2 separate regions of the Homo sapiens genome follow, and region 2 is linked to region 1. Evidence: read pairs that join two places in POLR2A ChIA-PET (ENCODE). Cell type or tissue: HepG2. All regions are shown on one strand. Links, peaks and the distances in the headings refer to the core of each region. The heading gives the core; the rest is flanking DNA.

Region 1 (7,684 bases), core at 1-4,000:
ATCGAGACCATCCTGGCTAACACGGTGAAACCCCGTCTCTACTAAAAATACAAAAAAAAAATTAGCCGGGCGTGGTGGCGGGCGCCTGTAGTCCCAGCTACTTGGGAGGCTGAGGCAGGAGACTGGCGTGAACCCGGGAGGCGGAGCTTGCAGTGAGCCGAGATCGCGCCACTGCACTCCAGCCTGGAAGACAGCGCAAGACTCCGTCACACACACAAAAAAGTATTCTATGAACAGCTCTGACTATTCCATACTAGAACTCTTAATGAGCTTCCCTCAAAGTGGCAAATGATATTCCTTGTTTTTCTAAAGACCTAACATTCGTTGGCGGGCGAGAAGGGAGTTCTCCAGTTTTTTTAAAGTGACAGTCCAAGATTGACTGGAAGAGTAATTAGAATTCACATGTTGACAGCACTTTGTAATTAATAAAGTGCTTTTGCTTCTCATCAGCCCTCTGAAGCAGGTAGTGAAAGGCGTTTTCTAACGCAATTCTGTCCTATGAAAGACACCCTGAAATTAGCATCTTCAAGTGGCTTGCCCGAGGAAATAGTTGAAATTTTTCCTCTCAAATAAGATAGCCCATGTTTGTTTTGCAGTTTTGAGACTTTGCAACATCTTGGAGTTAAAACATTTGTCAGAAGAACGCATCTCTGATGTTAGTACAAAAGGCAATGAGGAATGGGACTCCATATGGGAAATTTTGCTTGGTGGCCACATTTATAAGCACACAGCTATTTCATAAGAAGGGACACACATGTAGTCCTCCTGGTCCAAGCTGCCACATTTCTGTGGCAATATCTGTGATGCTGCAGATAGAAATAATTTAGGAAGGGCTGTAGAATCCTTGTACATATTGAAATGTCATGTTACCACTCGACGCTTCTTAAACCACAGCACACTGCAGGCAGGGTTCCTAATTCTTCCTGCCAGCTCTATTAGACATTAAAACCCAAATAACATTATGGTTTCTACTATTAAACCCTCAAGGCTGATTGTTTTGTGGTGAGAGTGAGTATGGTGCTAATTAGTCTATTGTCCCGAATTCAATCACCACAGAGATCAATTGGCTTCATTCAAATTCAAGAATGTAGGACTCCAAGGCATACGTAATTCAGGTCCTGTGTACAGTGTTCACACAAAATGGTCTTTGCCAAAACCATGGCAGCCCTTGCAGAGAAGGCTAAAGCTTTGGAAAACTCTGCTTCAGTTTCATTCTGAATCCTCTTTGATAAACCAATACCCAAATCCATTGCTCCCAGAAACTCCCACACCCTGGCACAGGTAGTATCTCTCTCTGGTGCTCTGTACAACTCAGCATGTGTAAATTAATAAATTAATGAGGATAAACATTTCCCTCAATCCATATTTATAAAATATCTTCTATAAAATATTTCAACAGAGTCTGTAAAGCAGCCCAATTTCCTGTATATAATTAACACCCCCCTGCTGCTTAATTGGGAAAGGGCAAGTACAGCTGCTGCTGTGACCTTTTCCTATGCTTCTCCCAAGTCCCTAAAGCTTCTACTATCTGCTACATCTGTTTTTCTGTTGCTTGGTGCATTTTTTTTTAAGAGACAGGGTCTTGTTCTGTCACCCAGGCTGAAGTGCAGTGGCGCAATCATGACTCACTGTAACCTCAAACTCCTGTCTCAAGTAATCCCCTTGCTTCAGTCTCCTGAGTAGTCAAGACTACAGGTGCCCGCCACCATGCCTGACTAATTTTTTCATCTTTTTGTAAAGACAGTCTCGCTATGTTGCCCAGGCTGGTCTTGAACTCCTGGGCTCAAGCAATCCTCCCACCTCTGTAATCCCATTACAGAAATGAGCTACCATGTTCAGCCTGCTTGGTTCGTTTTTGATGCATAAGGCTTTGGGGAATTATTTACCTTTTCCTAGCAAAAGGGTCCCCTGTTATAAGCCAAGTTGAATTCCACCCCCACCCACTCAAAAAGTAGACAAGCATCATGACATGCACCACTACCTGTTATTAGTTGGCTGCTCTTCCGTTTTAATTTCTCTTGTTGCTCTTGTGTAGGAGGCTGGATCAAGTTGGGGGATGAGTAAGCTATCATTCCCAGGTGAGAACTGAATTATTACGGGCACAACTGAGAAGGCCAGCTTTCTGTCTATGACTCCTTCAGTCCAAAGACCTGGAACATCTATTGTCTTTGCTTGGGTTAGAGTGCTGGGAAGAAAGCTGTTTCCTAACACTCGCTTGCCAAAGTTGATTCAAAGCAACTGTGTTTGATTTGGTTAAAATGCAACTCCGGGTGCTTTAGGCTTTAAGAAAGGTCAGACCCACTGCTCCACTGAAAGCTTTACATTCCCCAGGGTCCTGTTGACATGGCAGGAGTCAGACAGACTGGCTCCAGCACTTACTAGCTGTGTGACCTTGGGCAAATCACTTAACCTCTCTGAGCCTCAATTTCCTTGTCTGTTAGATGAGAATACCTTACAGAGCATGTGCCTGCCACTCTGTGAGTCCCTTGTCACTTGTGGATTGTGGAGCCAAGGGCTGCTGCCATCGCTCTGCTCATGCCACTACTGGAATCTTCCCTCCTGGCTGTCTAAGGGCTGCAGCAGCAGGATGAGGAATAGGATGACCAACTGTCCTGGTTTTCCCAGGAGTTTCAGCACTACAATCAGGAGGGTCTTGGGCAAACTGAGACCTCGTGGTCATCCTAACACTGAAAAGCCAGATCTTTCTACCACGCAGGTCTGCAAGGACTGTATCTGCAAATCTCCTCCCACTGCTTCCTGTGCTAAGGAAGAGCTATAGATGAACGTCTGTGTCCCTGTTCTCTATCAGTGAAATAAAAGAAAGTTGATAATGATGCTATACGTATTTATTTTTATGAATAGGCAAAAACTTTAACCAGTTCCTTGCATATCACTAAAAAGGTATTTTACACACGTGAGCAAACATATATACACATATATTCTTTTTTCTTCCTGTAAATCGTAGCATTCTATGTACAATGTTTTGTTTCTTGCTTTCTACACTTAATATACAATGAACCCTTTTAGATGTTGATACATATTAAGTGGTTTCCTTTCTTTTTACAATTGCATAGCATTCTACTAAATGAATGTAATGTGATTTATTTAAACAATTCCCTATTGAAAGACAGTGCTTTCAAATCTTATTTTATTACAAATGACACTGCAAAAACTCTGTATATACATGTCATTTTGCACTGGTCTGAGTACATTGATAAAATAAATATCAAGAGTTGATGACTTTAAAACTAGTCCGCTGGGACCATAAAGCCTAAACACCTATAAGTTTTGGGGGAGCCAAAAACATAGAAACAGGAAACCCAGTGAAAGGAACAATGTAAAGGGAAGCTTAGCCTTTAAGCCTGTGTCTTCTCAAATATCTCTGCCCCTCCCCCCTTCTTCTTTTCTATTACTGGAATTCCTAGGGAGGGTAAGGATCACTAATTGTTTGGGGTATGGGGAGGAGGTGAGCAATCTGAGCCCAGGCTGACAAAGTTCTGAAAGTGGTAACCTGGCCCTTGGTAATTGACCTGGGACTAGCTGCATCCAGGAAGGAGGAAGAGCTCTGCTGAGCCCGCCCAGAACTACTTATAGGTTTGAATGCTGGCTTTGCTGCCTACTAGCTGTGCAGCCTTGAACAAGCCATTTCACTGCGACAAGGGGCCTACTGTTAAGTTGGTAGGATGGAGATACAAGCTCTGGTCTATGTTAGTTCAAAGTCTGTGTTCATGCCACAAAACTGGCCTTTTAACTTTCTGAGCTAACCGTGACCTTAGTAATGAGTAATCTTAGATCTCCCTGCCCTGTTAGAGATTATGAAAATAATGCTCCAAGAGGGGCTGTGCTTACTCAAGTCAAATAGCAAATTAGTTGTAGAGCACTGGGCCTCAGGCCACCGTATTTCAGTTGTGTTGGGACTCCTCACCAACCTCCGTAAGGTGAGTGAAGGTGCCCTATAACTGCAGCCATTGAGATTTCACTGTATTGGGAATGCCTCTTGGAATATGTGCACAGTTACAGGGCTCTAGGGGAATGGCATGGAATGGCATGTGAGGAAACCAGCAGGAAAATGGCTTGACTCTAAGAGTAGGATCAAAAGGAAGGGCTGGGTAAGAGCTTTGGGGGTTTGAGGAGAAAAGTGGCTTATGATAAACCTTCCTGCAGAAGGTTGCCTTTGCTCCACAAATCCAGGGAAGACTCAAAGTTCTGAGTAGGGGAAAGAGGATTGTTTCTGACCATTGGAGAGCCAAAAGCCAAGAAACAGGAAATCCAGTGAAAGGAATAGTATAAGTGGAAGCTTCATGGGAGACACCTATGGCTACAGCAGTAGTTGCTGCTTGCCTAGAAAAGAAGCGTTTTGGTCACACAAAGTTCCTCCAAAAAGATACCAGGGTAACTTGGACCCTGGTCCTCAACCTAAGCAAGATCACAGAGGTCAGGACATCAGTTAGCTTATCTGGTGCTGCCATCGCATAAAAAGTGACAAAGCAATGCCTGCTTCCAATTGCCTTCTTTTCCATTCTTTTACCTGACCATAAGCTACCAGAGAAGAAGGTTCTGCTAACATTCCGTGGACGTTTATTCTCTCAGGGACACTTCCCTCACTGCTTCTAACTAACCCTGGGCTCCCACCACCAAGAAACATGCCCTGTTTATCCTAACCATCTACTATGAGAGCTGTGGCTCCTGTTGTGACTCTGGCGATGGCCCTCATTAGAAGCAGCAGGAGTAGCAATTTCTTCTCTAAGTTTCTCTTCAACCCTCCTTCTCCAAAGGAAGAGATTTGTTTCTGGCTGGCAAATGCCTGCTATTTGCCCTTGCTTTACATGCATTATCTTATTTAATGCCCGCAGCCACAGTCCTGTGAGGGAAGTGAAGAAGTTGGGGCTCAGAGAGGTTAAGTGTCTAGTTCTAAGTCGCAGTGAATAGCAGAGCTGGGGTTTGAACCCTGATCTTTTTTACTTTACTGTCTCTCCCCACCCCACTCTCATATCAAATAACTACATGATGACGGTTATCATGATCTGACTTGGGTGTGAGATCTAACTTGGGGATCACTTCAGTTCACTTCTTTTTTCCCCCAGGGGCCACTATTTCACCCAGCAGGAAAAGCCATGGACCAGTGATATCTGCAGATTTCCCACTAGTTTAGCTGAATTTCTTGAAGGGGACCATGTACTGCAAATGATTTCACAAGAAGGCAGGGAAAAAAAAAAACAGTCCTTTAGAGAGGTACCTGAAATGTCATAATCCTGAATTTTGCATATATACAACTTTGTAACAATATGCTGGACCATGCTTGGGAGCTTCTAAATCTGGAGACTTCAGCCCCCAGAGGTATTTAAAAGTGCTTGCAACCTAAAGCCAAAAAGGAAGCTTGTAAATATGCAAATACAGTTATGCCTCACTTAAAGACAGAGATATATTCTGAGAAACATGTCATTAGGCCATTTCATCATTGTGCTAACAAGAGAGTATGCTTACACAAACCTAGATACCTAGATGGTATTGCCTACTACACACCTAGGCTATATGGCATAAACTATTGCTCTTAGGCTACAAACCTGCACAACCTATTACTGTAATGTAGGCAGTTGTAACACAATGGTATTTGTGTATGTAAACATAGAAAAGGTACAGTAAATATACAATATTATAATCTTATGGGACCACCATAGTATATGAGGTCCATCATCGACTGAGACATTGTTATGCAGCGCATGCCTGTATGTAACTTATTTGGCTACAACTCACTCAAACAGCAAAACAGAGAAACTCAATTTTGGTGATTTCTGTGCTCTGGTTTTTAAAAGTACCCATTTCTTTCCATTCATGGCTTTAAATGCCTCTTAGAAGTGGGGATGGTGAGCCCACATCACCTAAACACGTATACTTGGGAAGTACATGTTTACTCCTGAGCTGGGGAAATTGTTTTATTGCCAAACTGGACCCATGCAGACAGACATCTGAAGGCCTGAATAATACTTAAGAATACATTCACTAAAAAGTCCTCTGGGGAATAAGTGGTTAGATTATAAAGAGGGGATGTGTGGGTTTGGTTTTTACTTTTTCTCAGTTTTATGAAGTGGCATTACCAAGAATCATGAGGAAGGTAGACAGAAATTGATGCTAGACCAGTTGGTTCTGTTTGCTTCTTGCAGCAGTGGTGGTCTAGGGAAGATGAAATTCACTAATTCATTAGGAGTTGTGTATGAGTGGTGGGAAAAGGAGTGTGTGTGTGTATGTGTGTGTGTGTATGAGAGAGAGAGAGAGAGAGATATTCAGAAAGAGAGAGAGAGACTCAGAGAGAGAGAGAGAGAATGCCTCTGTACCACCAGTGGTAGGTGAGAGCAGGAGGAAAGTGTCAGGTAAGGTCACCTCAGGGGTTGGATTGGCTTGGGAGTAGAATGGGTGATGACAGATTGATGGGAGCCCTCACTCAATTCCTAAAGCTGTGGGTAGCCTTGCTGCCTCTGAGCAGAGGATTGTCCCTGGCTGAACACAATTGCCTCACATGGAGTCAGGAGATATGGTAGTTTGACAGTCTATCACACTTGGAGGGAAAAGAGAGGGAAGAGAAGTGACTGCATGAGACACTAGTCTGTCAAAGAAGAAACTATGTTGTGGGCCTTGGTTCCACAGAAATTACTGGCCAGGTAACAAAGCTGAAAAGCTGTACCAATGTGAATGTATTCTTGGTAACAGGAGGCTATCAGGGACAAGCCTCCTGGAGAAATAATAGTGAAATGAAGTGCTAACAGTTGGTGAGTCCTGACTATGTGGGAAGGACTATGCTAATCATGTTACATTGGTTATCTCATTTGATTTTAGCAACTCTGAAAGATAGACGCCATGCTAATCTGAGTCTTGGAGAGATGAAGTAGTTTCCCTAATGCGTTAATAAATGACAGAGCTAAAATCTCTCTTGAGGTTTCACAAGGACATGAATAACTAGTTATCCCTTCAGTGGAAGGAAAAAAGGAAGGTTTAAACCACTGGTCTTATTGGAAATTATATCCTATTCTAAGTCAATCGACAGAAGAAGGCAGATTTGGCAGGAGTTTGGTGGTATGAATCACAGCTTGTTGGTTCAGTTTTGTTTTTGTTTTTAATTTTAAATGCTAAAGTAATTAAAGTAATAATTATTTAATTTACACAGCACTTTGTTGGTTATAAAGATATTGAAGATTCTCACTTGATTCTGAACACAACCCTGAGGGGTAGGCCAGGTAAGTAATGCTATTGGCCTTTTTTTTTTTCAGGTAATAATACCGTGACTCAAAAAAGTGACTTGCCCAAGGTCATTAAGTAGTAAACTTGTTCTGGCCTTCTGACTTCCAGTACAAGGCTCTTTTCACTGTTATCGCCACACTTTATATGTTCTGTGTTGTTTGATATCATTTTGATTAGTAGTCCATATTTCAAAGCCTAGTTTTACCTTTCCTGTTATCCTGCAATAAAACTCTCTGCCATCATCACTGGTAAAGAAGTATGACATAATCAAGTGTGCCAGTGGCAGGCATTCTCTTGGTTAACGAAAGTAATATGACGCTGGACCCAAAGGGAAATTGTCCTCTGACCTGGATAGCTCCTAGTAATAAAAAAATTAACGTGGCCATACAATTACGCACAAAAGCATCACACAAGGATCTTACTGAGAAAGACTGAGAGTGCGGCTCTCAGT
Region 2 (6,237 bases), core at 2,139-6,138, 250 kb before region 1:
GTTCATGTCCTTCATAGGGACATGGATGAAATTGGAAATCATCATTCTCAGTAAACTATCGCAAGAACAAAAAACCAAACACCGCATATTCTCACTCATAGGTGGGAACTGAACAATGAGATCACATGGACACAGGAAGGGGAATATCACACTCTGGGGACTGTTGTGGGGTGGTGGGAGCGGGGAGGGATAGCATCAGGAGATATACCTAATGCTAGATGACGAGTTAGTGGGTGCAGCGCACCAGCATGGCACATGTATACATATGTAACTAACCTGCACAATGTGCACATGTACCCTAAAACTTAAAAGTATAATAAAAAAAAAAGAGAGGGGTCTGAGGCACACTGACACTCCCCTTCTTGCCAGATCCTTTGGATTCTTGGGACAGCTGAGCAAGAATGGGGAGAAAGCATCCAAAAGCATCCACCTGGAGTGCAGGCTGAGCCTCTAGATTGAGCTTTTACAGGACTAGAAACATGGAAGGAAGGTCAGACATTGACAGCCAGAGAGACACCTGTTGGCTAGTGTCTAAGGGAGACCAGATAGTGGGATGTTGAAAGAATAAGGACAGAACAAAGGTCTGGGTAGCTCACCATCTTTTCCTGAGTTATCCTTTCACTGTGTGAATTTTTTCTTTTCTTTGTTTTTTCTTTTTGAGACAGGATCTCGCTCTGTCACCCAGCCTGGAGTGCAGTAGCATGATAGCAGCTCAGTGTAGTCTTCACTTCCCTGGCTCAGTTGATCCTCCCACCTCTGCCTCCAGAGAAGCTCAGATTACAGGCATGTGCCACTACGCCTGGCAAATTTTTGTATTTTTTGTAGAGATGTGGTTTCTCTATGTTGCCCAGGCTGGTCCTGAACTCCTGGGCTAACAGGATCCTCCTGTCTTGGCCTCCCAAAGTGCTGGAATTACAGGCAGGAGCCCCATGCCTGGTGTGAATGGAAAGTGCTATCAACTCCCAGCTTCTCAAACACGGTATATGTGATAAGAGTATGAGCTCTGAAGTCTCTACTAACCTTGGCAAATCAGGGAACCGCTCTGATCCTAGGTTTTCTCATCTGTAAAACAGGGTTAATGATAGTACCCATCCCATAGGAATGCTAATGAGATTAAGTGGTATGGAAAGCCACGGGAACAGAGGCTAACACACAGTAGGCCACCAGTGCATAGTATCTATCCTTATTTCCTCCCATTGAATGAAAATGCAAATGCAAATGACCATTGGATTATCCAGGCAACTGTATACTTCTGTAAGACCAAATAATAAAACCACTGGGGTGGAAAGAATGTTACAGATCTGTTGCTCTCTCTTAGTTTGACACATGAGGAACCCAAAACCCAATGGAGACAAGTGCATTAGAGGAAAATGAAAAAGACTGTGCAAAAGCAAACATCACGAAAGGGAATTATAAGATTTTTGAGTGGCTGCAAGACCAGATGAGTTAGTGTGCATATACATGTTTCAAAGCGAGAGGGAAAAAGAGGAAACTGGAGGGGAGATAAGGCTATCAAAGAAGGAAAGACCAGCATACAATGTGCTTTCCTGTGAAAGTCAGGAGTTTGAACTTCACCTAGATCAGCATTGTCCATTAAGAATATAATGTGATCCACATAGGCAATTTTAAGTATTCTAGCCGCCACATGAAAAAAGAAATGGGCAAAATCAACTTTAACATTATAATTCATTTAACCCACTATATCAAATACATTATCATTTTAACATGCAGTCAAAATGAATACTGATTAATGACATTTTGCACTCTTTTTTGAATACTAAGTCATTGAAATCTGGCATGTAGTTTTACAGTGACAGCACATCTTAATCTGAACTAGCCACATTTCAAATGCTCAAGGGCCACATGTAACTCAAGGGCCACATGAATCTAAGGACTAGTGTATTTGTCACTGCAGACCTAGGCAATGGGGAGCCACTGAGGCGTTTTAGGCAGTGGAGCGCCATGTCCTGATGCGTGCTTCAGAGCAAGAACAGGAGCCAGCCACTCAAGATTGCTATGTGTATTTGTGCAAGTTGTGTGCGGTACAAAGGACGTGGATGTGGGCTGCAATGCAGCCCAATAATTCTATACATCAAGCCAAGCACCCTGGCACAACACTGCCAGCTCAGAGTAAAGTGAACCTTTTCCTGATTGGTCAGCCCAGAGGCAGTGCCTTTCAGAAACAACAATAAGAACAACAAAAACACAACTTTCACGAAGATACTATATGTACTAGCACTAGCCTTGGGGAAAAGCCAGGCCCATGTAGCAGGTACACATATTAGTCCACCACTCAGGTAAGAAGCAGCACATCTTTTTACAAATCATAGTGAATTCCACTTTGATCTCCCAGGACCCACAGTCTGGAGGGAAACTCAACCTCAATTATTCTTGGGACTCTTCACTCAGAGTTGCGCCTGAGTTCTGATTTTTGTATGTACCAGGACATAGGGGTATGGCCCTCTCTGGTCATCAAGTCGTCTACTCACAGCGGCTAATGCTGAGGTATCTACTGGCCTCTGTGCAGGACCCTTCAGGCCCAACAGCACTCTGATGATTCTGCAAAAATCCTCTGCTTAACATCCCACCCTCCTAGATTCCCCACCTCACCATTCCTTTCTGGGGTCTTGCTGCCTTCCCATGCACACTGCCCAGAAGCCAGCCCAGGCTCTCCTGCTCTGGAACTTTCTCTTCTCCCATTGTATCAGGGAAATCACTTTTTTTGATGTGGAAAAAAGTCGTTTTCCCTTCATGTCTCCTCCAAGATGGTTTTTGTTTTGTTTCTTTACTGGCAAACTTTCCCCACTTTGAGGCTCAAGGCTGTTGTGAACCAAAATTAGAAAGTGCTATAGGGGCGCCAGGCCTGGTGGCTTACCCCTGTAATCCCAGCACTTCGGGAGGCCGAGGCAGGTGGGTGGCCAGGAGTTCCAGACCAGCCTGAGTGACATGGTGAAACCCCATCACTATTTTTTTTTAGTGCTGTACGAAAAGTCACTTTTCTGCCCTGTTTTCTGCCGTGCTACAAACCTCCTGGTAGCCAAGAGGGCCTGAACCAGCTATCTGCTTGATGGAAGGAAAGAAAAGGAGGAATGCACAGGAAGAAAAAAATAAATAAATATATTAGTCTCCTAAAATATTATCCAGCTATAGAGCAACAGAAAGTCTCCTATACCACTGATGGAAGAGTAAATTTGTACAACCACCGTGACAGGGTTTGTCACGATCTATTAAAGTTGAATATAGTCATATCAGGAATATCACCTGTAGGTATGTATCCAATAAAATGAGTGCTTGTGGCTAGCAAAAGACATGTATAGGTGCATTCATAGCAGCACTATTCCTAATAGGATCAAACTGGAAACAACCCAAATAAATGTCCATCAACTATACAATGGACGATATATAATGGAATATTATACAATATGAGAATAAAACAACAAGCAACAACACGGCTGACTCTCACAAGCATAATGTTGAGCAAAGGAAACTAAACGCACAAAAAATCATACGGTGTGATTCTATTTAGCTATGAAGTGTTGTAAAAGGCAGAATCCAGCCTGGTCAACATAGTGAAGCCCCATCTCTACAAAAAATGCAAATATTAGCCTGGTGTGGTGGCACATGCCTGTGGTTCCAGTTACTTGGGATGCTGAGGTGGAAGGAGCCCACCTCACATGAGCCTTGGAGGTCGAGGCTGCAGTGAGCTGTGATTGCACCACGGCCTTCCAGCCTGAGCAACAGACAGACTCTGTCTAAAAAAAAAAAAAAAAAAAAAAAGGCAGACTAAGAGGGGCTTTTGAGTGCTTCGAATGTTCTGTTTCTTGACCATGGGTGGGCTCAGTTTGTGATAATTTATTGATAATGTGTTGAGCTTATAATTTTGTTCAGTTTTCTGTATATAGCCAATACAATGTTTAAAAAGTAGGATGTCAACAAAAGAAAAACAATTACCTAGTCACACCAATTAACTGACAACATGCAATAATCCAGGCAAGAAAGAATGAAGGCGTGAATAATTTAAAGTAGTGGAAATAAGGAGAGGGAAGCTAGGACTGGATGTATGATTGGATGTAGACATTAGACAGAGAGAGGAGTTCTTGACAATGCCCAGGATTCCAGCTTGGACAACTGGGTAAATGATGATGGTGGGACTGGTTGAGATATGGAACATTGGAAGAGATAAGGCTGGTGAGTAGATGGTGAATACAATTGGCACATGATGAGTTCATAGTGTCTATGGACATTCATGTGGAGAGGCACAATGGCATGGGGTTTAAAAGTGAGGGCTGATTTTTATTCTGTACATGATGGAATAAACACACACCTCCCTTTATTGCCTACTGAACTTGAGTACAAAGCTTGTACAGAATGCATGCCAAACTATTTGAGAACTCTGAAAAGTAAATATTAGCAGACAGACTAGAGAAGGCTAGAATTAACAGTGCCACCAAACTGGAAGTGAGTTTACTATTTTTGTTCCTGCAGCATCCCCCAGCAGGAACTCAAGACAATCTGAAACTCAGAAGTGAGCACTCTGGTACAGACAGAGATCCAGTAGAAACCCTCTACTTCTGGTTGGAGGGGTGGAAAGGGGAGATCCAAAATGCTCAAAGAGAGTGGAGGAAATACACTGGTGCTGTTTTTATTTTTTCCCCTGTGGTCTGTCACCCCAGTCAGCAGGCGGTCCCACAGTTGAGGTGGTGGCAGTGGGAAAGAGTAGCCGGGGATGGGAAACTGCAGAAGCCAAAAGTGAATGAAAAGGGAGAACCTTACTTTTCTGTTCAATGAAGCTGCAGCTTTAAGGGGGAGGGGCCAAAACCCATTGCCTTTTTTTTTTTTTTTTTTTTTTTTGTCTCTGTCTCCCCGCCCCCTGCTCCTTCCCCGCCCCGAGCAAAGCGTCTCCTGCCACGTGGCCCAGACAACCTCCATCAATGAGAGCCTGCAGGGTACTGGAAAGTATTGGAAGGATAACGGAAAGTGAGGAGCTCAGGAATGTGGCCCCAAAGAGCTGTTATGACATCTAGGGTTTACCCTTGACCTCTGCGTCCGTTTTCTGAACCTAACTACCATAACGAAGGCTGTCAGAACTGAGAACTGAGCTAAGCGGTCTTCCCAACAGACCCAACTGACCTACTGGTTGGTCACGCGAGAAAACGGATTAGAACTGCGAAATATTTGAAAGCTTAACTGACATTGGAAATATAGGCTGTAGAAGAATAAAAGAAATAGCAACATTCTCCATAGTGGGGGTGGGGTGATGACTCTTAAAGGGAGAGCAGAGGGAGTTTATTGGGCGTGATGAACTGTTCTGTATCCTGATTATGGTGGTAGCTACATAATCTATACATGTGTTAAAATTTATAGAACTGTGAACCAAAACGGAAGAAAGCCAGTTTTACAGAATAATACTTAAAAAAATATAATTTAAAAGTGTGAAGGCTCTGGTGTTCAAATTCTGGTAACACCACTCACTAGCTGTGTTGACCCCAAACAAGTTTCCACCCCTCTGTGCTTCAGTTTCCTTGCCCTCAAACAGAGAAAATCCTAGTTTCTGCCTCCTGGAGAGTTTGTTATGATGGAGGTTAAATGAGATAATACATATAATGTGCTTAGACAGTGCCTGAGACATAGTGTTTGCTTAAGAAATGTCTGTGTATGTCCAGTAGTCAGTTCAATATAAGGGCCTGGGGTTCAGGAAACTGGTGAGAGGATGGAAGAAATCACTGCGTGAGTCACTGCTGTGTATATTTGGGTATTTATAGCCATAGGACAAATAGCTGCTGTGACCTTATGTTTTTAAGCCATGCAACCTACCCAGCCACCAAGCTTCCTCACTTCACTCCTGACCGCTTTCCAGTTTTCATGTAGTTCCTAACCTGTGGTGCTGTCTCCAATTTGGCCTTCAGTTCACTGACTGGTCATGACCTCTCCAAGCTGTTCTTTAAGCTGTTCTCATTCTTCTTTGTGGATCAAAACCTCTTGGACATTCTGCAAAATGCCTGGCCTAGACTCTTAAAAAAGTGACAATGTCATTAAAGACCAGGAAAAAATGGCTGGGACCTTTCTAGATTAAAGGAGACTAAAGGGACATGATAACTCAATACAATGCATGGATATTGGATAGAGCAGAGGGGAACAGCTATTGAGGCTATTATTGGGATTTTTTAGGACAACTGGCTATGACTTGTATGTGGACGAATGTCCTAGTTCCTAGGAGACACACACTGGAGTATTTAG

What was found. Peaks named below come from ENCODE experiments on the same cell type or tissue, not always from the same donor. Only the 100,000 strongest peaks of a DNase experiment are listed, where the experiment ranks them.
Region 2: POLR2A ChIA-PET joins it to region 1 with 9 read pairs; 3 of 35 experiments call an interaction of 5 or more read pairs at or near these places.

Annotation. Positions count from the first base shown.
Region 1 is chrX:50,429,479-50,437,162 of GRCh38, forward strand. All of the region lies in intron 1 of DGKK (diacylglycerol kinase kappa), which reads right to left. Among named protein-coding and RNA genes, the nearest start is that of DGKK, 38 kb to the right of the region's middle. In HepG2, for the core only: no CTCF peak of the experiment used is centred there; DNase peaks (open chromatin) are centred at 1,613, 2,303 and 3,713; H3K4me3 peaks cover 3,716 bases.
Region 2 is chrX:50,175,879-50,182,115 of GRCh38, forward strand. No RefSeq gene overlaps it. Among named protein-coding and RNA genes, the nearest start is that of AKAP4, 22 kb to the right of the region's middle. In HepG2, for the core only: no CTCF peak of the experiment used is centred there; a DNase peak (open chromatin) is centred at 4,393; H3K4me3 peaks cover 294 bases.